2 separate regions of the Homo sapiens genome follow, and region 2 is linked to region 1. A link is a contact called in ENCODE Hi-C or POLR2A ChIA-PET data. All regions are on one chromosome and are shown on one strand. Each heading gives the region's core, a stretch centred on a gene start or an enhancer-like site at or near the end of the contact. The rest is flanking DNA. Distances are from core to core; before and after follow the strand shown.

Region 1 (3,438 bases), core at 695-3,194:
GCTAATGGAACACATGCCCAGGCAGCTATGGGCACTCGTCTTCTGGTGACATTTATGTCTTCAAATGTAGTTTTCTTTTTCTCCTGCACATACTTAGATTGCCTATGATGATGTAAACTGGGAGGAATGATTGGAAGCAGTGGAGACAGTGGGAGAAGTCAGACCAGGTTCAGATAATAAGGAGTGCATTAGTCTGTACAGGGTTTTAAAATAATAATAAAACTGGCCAGGTGTGGTGGCTCATGCCTGTAATCCCAGCACTTTGGGAGGCCAAGGTGGGCAGATCCCCTGAGGTCAGGAGTTTAAGACCAGCCTGCCCAACATGGTGAAACCCTGTCTCTACAAAAAAAAAAAAAAAAAAAAAAATTATCCGGGCATGATGGGGGGTGCCTGTAATCCCAGCTACTGAGGAGGCCGAGGCGGGAGAATTGCTTGAACCTGGGAGGTGGAGGTTGCAGTGAGCCGCGATCGCGCCATTGTACTTCAGCGTGGGCGACAGAGCGAGACTCTGTCTCAAAATAAATAAATAAAATAATAATAATAATAAAACCAACTAAATGCCATCTGGTTTGTATAATCACATGAGCCGTGGCAATTCCGAACAATGTAAGTGACAAAATGCTCCTCCCAGCCAAGGGCTAACTCTTCTACCCTTGGAATGCTGCTTGTTGAAAGAGAACCATCTTAGTAGATTCTGAGCTTTTTTCAGCTTTGAATTCCCAGAATGTGCTATGTGTCGGATATAATAGATGCTCAAGAAACATTAAGTTGAAAATAACAAAATTGAGCTCAGATATATCCTCAGCCCTTTAAAATCTGGGCTGGAGATCCCCAAAAGTCTTTGTCATCTCTCACAAAGTCTGGTGTCATCTCTCACAAGAAAACTTGCAGCCACACAGGCCCCCTCTGTTAAAACACAGGAAAACTGAGGTAGCTGCCCAAGAAATGTAGGCAAAGTTGGAGCTTTGCTGGAATGCTACAGACTTGATTTTTCACTCTGCACTTGCAGTGGTTACCAGGCATGCCACCAAGTGATTTTATTTACACATTTTATTTCCTTTTTTGGAAAACCATTACAAATCCCCTCAGAATTCAGAATATTAAAGCATCTATTAGTTCTAGTTGGGCTTGGGAAGCTGAGTGCTTAGAAAATACTCCTCCTACTGCACAGGCACCCTCCACACTCTCAAATTACCCAAACCAGCTCATAATTGGGACCAGCTGGCAGGAGGAGAGAGGGAGGCCCCTGCGCTGAGCTTGGAATCATGTTACAAATTTCATCCCTAGAAAGAGGCTAGCCTTCACCCATTAAGGGTTAAGATGTGGGAAGTCAAAGGAATAGTGCTTAGGAGCTGGAATTTAAATTGGCTAAATAGAACCTGAAAATGAAGTGTTCACATTAGCAATGGTAGCTCCTTGCTTTGTCTAGAACGAAGTATGTATGGAATAACTGAGTGGACTGCACAGGGCTACAGCATCAGCCGGATTTTGCTTTATTGTTTGTCTTTCCAAAACTGGCATAACTGACCTGCATCCCACTCAATATCTTTCCTTTCCCCAAAATTATTCCACTTAGTTTGGGAGCACAGACTTCCCTATCTGTGCACCAGGAAAGGGCAGGTTTAAAATGAGTAGTGTCTGTGACACCTGGTGCTCTCTCATTGCCAGTATTTCTCGAGATCCACTTTCTCCTGCATTCATGCTAGATCTTCTAGGCACTGAAGCTTGTGCCCCCGCCCTGCTTTGGTCTGAGCCAGAACAACAGCTCTGCTCTTGGAGAGCAACTCATGAGGCCAGCCCTCCCAGCCTTGGCCGTGGGCTTCCCAGCCTGGATAGGGAATCTGGAGGAAATGAAACAAGCCCTCAGAGCCAGTGAACCATTATTCAGGAGAGCCTGGGCGCAGTGGTAGCTGTTAGTGGCTGGTGACCGTGGTGCTGGTGGCACTGTCCCAGACATGTGGTTTTCAGTGGTGTGACCTTGGCTGTCTTTTCTGGTGCCAACACCCTTGGTTTTTGCCTGTTTACTGAGCCAGATTCTCCAGGCTTCCTGTGGATTCTGTGAACTACTTGATTGCTCTGCAATAAATATTTTCTGCTTAACAGAGTCGATTTCTGGTGTCAGAAACCAAGAACTCTGACTGGTACAGCATCTGTCCCTGCAAGATTCAGGAAACCAAGTCCAGTGCTCAAGAGGGAGAAGAGATTAAAGAAAACAGAAGTAGAATATAGAAAGGAAATAAAAAAGCAGAAAAAGGGTGCAGCATTGTGGAAGCGTGGGGAGAAGGAAGGAGTGTGGGGGAAGAAAGTAGAGGAATTGGCAGGTGAGACAGAGCAGCCTGGAAGGGGTCATTCACCTTGTTAATGCTTGTAATAGGAGCCCTGAAGAAAACTGCCAAAGTGGCCTCCCTGAGGTATTTCTGCATTTCTGTTTCTGGTGGACAACGTGGTTTAAATGATTTTATGTGGCTGTTTCAGGAACAACAGATCCTTGATTTGGGCTTGCTTTTGGAAATAAATGAAGGTGTTAGCTTTTACTTTTTGCATTTATCAAATGTGCTGCGTGCTTGGAAGCGCACAGATATACGGACATGCATATGCATAGTGTGATATGATAAATCTATGCACGAGAAATGTGGGTCTTGGGCTAGTTATGTAGGTGGGGGAATTTTATGTAACAAGCCTATTCAATATCTCAAAGGGAAAATGTTACTTACTGTGCCACATTAGCATATCATTTGTTTTATTGGGAAGGCAGAATGAAAAATATTTGACAATTAATAGAAATCATAGGAAAAATTATGATTAAGTGCCATCTGCTGGCTTCTGTAAGTTTTATTTTTACGCAGCCTCAAGCCTGTCCTCATAATTATTGAATGTCTCTCTTTTGCTGAGGATAAAATTGCTTGTTCCATATTTGGCCTATTAATGAGTGCTGCATTTTATGTGTGTGTGTGTGTGTGTGTGTGTATGTACATGTGTGTGAATGGAACTACTTTGGGAGAGCAAATTCACCTTACAGAAATCCATTTTCTTCTAAATTCTGATTTGAGAGAGTAGACTGGGGTTTATTTTAAAATTCTGTTTTCGTAGCAGATTGCAAAAGCTCTGTGTGCTTAGCATGTGTATGGAAGGGGGAAGGTAGGGGGATGGTGCTTTGAAAGTGACTTCTCTCTTTGGTTTCAATCCTCTCCTCTGAGAGTGTATACGGTTTGCATCTCAAAAGCTCTGTCTAGCTTATGGCAGGTGAGGAATTTCCACGTCTCATTTTGATGACATTGCAACAAGGGAGCCTCTGATCACTCAGAAGTTGGTGGGGGTGGGGAAAAAGAAAAAACAGGTTCCATGTGGACATGTTTGACCCCTTCCTCTGCGTCTAGCTCTGGAGCTCAGACTGGAACTGCTCAGCAGGAAACAGGTCTTGCTGCTAGTAAATTACCA
Region 2 (3,438 bases), core at 439-2,938, 130 kb before region 1:
TTTTTTCCCCTTTGGAAGAGAGAGCAGTGTTAGATCCTTCAAAGTCAAGATAAAAGCAGAGGATTGCAATTAGGGCATGAGTCACCAGCGAGCCTCAGAAAACCCTACTGGGATGCTTCCGAAAGGCCAGTGCTGTGCAGGGGGCGAGACACTTCAGGGAGCGGGAGGCTCCAAGGACAGAGCTTTTAAAGCAGCAGCAGAAGCCTGGGATGTGGAAGATCTCTGTCTACTCTCCTATTCCTGATGGGAGCAGTCGGGCAAAGCACACCGCTCTTGACTCTGCTCTACAGGCCATTCACATAACAGCAAATTGCTGGGTTTCCTTCATGTCCCTATTAGGAAAGCAAAACATACCACAAAGTATACCCTTTCTCACTAACCCCCTGCAGTGGACCTTAAAATGACCTGAAGGACTGAAAAGGTCATAGAAAAAACATGGTGCTTCTAGGTAATTTCTGATTCCTTGAAGTCAGTCAGTCTTGCAAGTAGCAATTTGCCTTCAGGTTAAGGAGCCCAAGCACGTGTGAAGGACATGGCATATCTGTGGGTCCCCCTGCAAGACTCTTGGTGACCAATGCCTTTGCCCCCCACAATGGGCAAGAGAGAGGAATAGTGGTGGCTTCTTTAGCCTAACTTGCACCTGGCACCACTCTGACCCTCCTGGCCCCAGCTGCGTAAGAATAACTTCGTGGGATCCCTCTTCTGCTCCTCCTGGAGTCCCCTGAGACACAGTGGCCTCACAACTACTGGAGCAGGTATCTGATCCTTTCCTTGTCCCCATCCTCCCCTTCCTTGCAGCCCTTCTTACTGCCCTGGACAGAGGTGGCTGTGTATTTTTCTTCATATTCATTCTTAAGGCTAAGGTGGCAAGATAAGGTGCTCAGTGGAGAGCCAAATTGTAGATTCCAGGGCTGCCATTTCAGTGCTCTCACAGAAAACAAATACAAAAGAAATGGAAAAGGGGCAGAGAAGCAAAAAAAAAAAAAAAAAAAGCAGTTGGGCTCAATAAGAAGTTATATACTCCAAGTTTGGATTTCAAATGTAGTCTAAACCCCTGAAAACAGGGGGTGGGGTAGGGTCGTAAAAGCCACAAATTAGCCTTCGGCACAGGTCTGTGTTGTCTGTCAGCCGGGTAGAGGGTGGCGCTCAGCAGCTCTCTGAACACGTGCCTCCAACGCGGAAGCTGGCTCTCAGGCGGGCAGGCACATTCTCACTGAAGATAAAGAACTCCGCATGCCATCACCCCTTCCTCACCACAACCCCGCGAAACAAAAGCTATAAACACACACAAGTCAGAGGATCTATAAACCAGTGGGAGAAAAAAAATTAGATGAAGGTTAACCATTAAAAAGCTGCAGTTGGGAAAACACACACTCGATTGTTACATCAGAAAGTGCCGTGGGAAGAAGAGCCGTGTGCTGGTAAACATGTCCGCGCTCAGAACTTGACATGCAGAAAAGAGAGAGCGCCAAGTCCCACCTGAGATTAGAGAGGACTGGTTTTTAGTGTAACACACTTTGTTTTAAAATATCACTGTCCTCTTCTTGCCCCAATTGCTCCTAGAACGTCCCTCTGTCACTCCCCTCCCGGGCCAGCCTAGTCCATCTCCATCGACATGAGCCTGCGGCGCTCGCGCCGTGTCTCCTGAACCTCCTTCTTACAACACCAGTGGGAGCTGCAGTACCCGATGAGACAGGACAGGAGCCCGATGACCGTGGACAGACCGACGCCGATCAGCAAGGGATACTTGAAGGCGTTCAGCACTGGGAGGGAGAGATCAAAGGGGAAGCCAGTCAGTGCTGCGAGGGAGGCCGCTTTGGGGGCACCCTCGCCTCCCTTCCCCACTGGAGCAGGATCTCCCGAGAGATAAGGTCTCATTCCTCCTGCATCTAGCACCTAGCACACCACTGGAGACAGGAGAAGCTCAGCCTTATCTGTCACAAAAATGAGCAAATGTCTTCCTACCCAGCTCTGCGGGGAGAATAAAAACCACAAAGAAGATTTCACTCGATGCCTTTGAATGTCAACTTGCTTTTTAGGGTTTTGGCAAAAGATTGATTTTTAAAAGTCAGTATAAGGGCACCGCACGTTCAGCAGCAGATGCATCCTTAAAAAAACCATGCATAAATCAATCCTATGCATCAAATAACTGAAGTGTACTAAGGGAGCTATTTTAAGTAACACTATACTAAATTATCTAGCAAAGTGAATAATCACTCCCCTGTTTGTTAAATCTGGGTTTTTATACGGAGTTACTTCAAGCAAGGAATTCCTAAGATGCAAAATATGGTACAGATGATTTAAGTGTCAGAAATGCACAAACACCATTTAGACTCCACCCTTGAAATCCCACCTTCCTTTCCCCATAAGTACCCATGCTCCTTGGGTGGACGCTGCCACTGGGCTAGGTGCTTTACGTTTGCTAAGGTTTAATTTTCGAAATAGCCCCATAGAAGACTATTATCCCATTTTACGAGAGAAAATGGATCAGAAAGGCTAAGTAGTCTGTGGAAGAGCTAGGGCTCCAATTTCCATCTGACTGATCACTAGGGAAACACTCAAAAGGCTTTTACTCATCCTCGGAGGCCCCTGGACTTTAATTCTCTTTATGGAGTTATTTCGACTAACATGTACTTTCTGAAATTTTCCACAAAGGAGACATGTTTTTTGTAAACCAAGGAACAACTGTCCCCACTCTGGGATGCTCAAGGAACAAAGCTCTGACTGTCTAGTTAGGTTGACCCTGGTGTTCATCGTGGGCCAACGAGGCTGGGAGCTCATCCTCCCATCTTGGGGCTCCGTGAAGTACCCACTCTGTGCCACTGACTCCAGAAGGAGTCTCTTTTTTTTTTTTTTGAGATGGAGTATCCCATTGTCGCCTGGGCTGGAGTGCAATGGTGCGATCTCGGCTCACTGCAACCTCCACCTCCTGGGTTCAAGCAATTCTCCTGCTTCAGCCTCCGAGTAGCTGGGATTACAGGCACCCGCCACCACTCCTGGCTAATTTTGTTTTTCTTTTTTGTATTTTTAGTAGAGACGGGGTTTCACTATGTTGGCCAGGCAGGTCTCGAACTCCTGACCTCATGATCCGCCCGCCTCGGCCTCCCAAAGTGCTGGGGTTACAGGCGTGAGCCACTGTGCCCAGCCATGAGTCTCTCTTAAGAAGCAAAACCAGTGGTAGTGAGAGTAGCAGGTCCCTAAGCTATAGCCTCCCCTATTGACCTGAGCCCTCTCTCTCAAGGCTGCTCTCTGCCTGTGCCTAGCAGAATCCATGCCAACCCTCGGACACCATAAAGCGAGTTTCTATAAATTTATGGAAGAGGCAAAGCCTTGAAAATTTTTCTAGTAAGTCTTGAAAATTATTTATCAATGGTGACACTAGCACATAATAGCAAAGCTGGGGAAACTGCAAGGGCTGCTGGTGCCCTTCTGGGTGCA

Evidence for each region. A loop is a pair of places that touch in the nucleus more often than their neighbours do. ChIA-PET counts read pairs that join two places held with the same protein, here RNA polymerase II (POLR2A). Pooled maps may share reads with other maps.
Region 2: a loop to region 1 is called in a map of sigmoid colon, with 4 times the contacts of the local background. The contact joins two enhancer-like sites. A Hi-C loop is called at or near these places in 1 of 168 maps with a recorded cell type or tissue (sigmoid colon) and 4 of 50 pooled maps. POLR2A ChIA-PET finds 5 or more read pairs at or near these places in 1 of 52 experiments (CD4-positive, alpha-beta memory T cell).

Annotation. Positions count from the first base shown.
Region 1 is chr1:116,853,842-116,857,279 of GRCh38, reverse strand. No RefSeq gene overlaps it. Among named protein-coding and RNA genes, the nearest start is that of PTGFRN, 54 kb to the left of the region's middle. Within about 2 kb of position 1,944, at least 13 of the 41 ENCODE cell types and tissues checked have a DNase peak (open chromatin) inside an H3K27ac peak, as active enhancers do.
Region 2 is chr1:116,985,126-116,988,563 of GRCh38, reverse strand. It overlaps PTGFRN (prostaglandin F2 receptor inhibitor), which reads right to left. Exons shown (of 9, transcript NM_020440.4): 9 at 1-1,763. The coding sequence ends at 1,597. Among named protein-coding and RNA genes, the nearest start is that of CD101, 15 kb to the left of the region's middle. Within about 2 kb of position 1,688, at least 5 of the 41 ENCODE cell types and tissues checked have a DNase peak (open chromatin) inside an H3K27ac peak, as active enhancers do.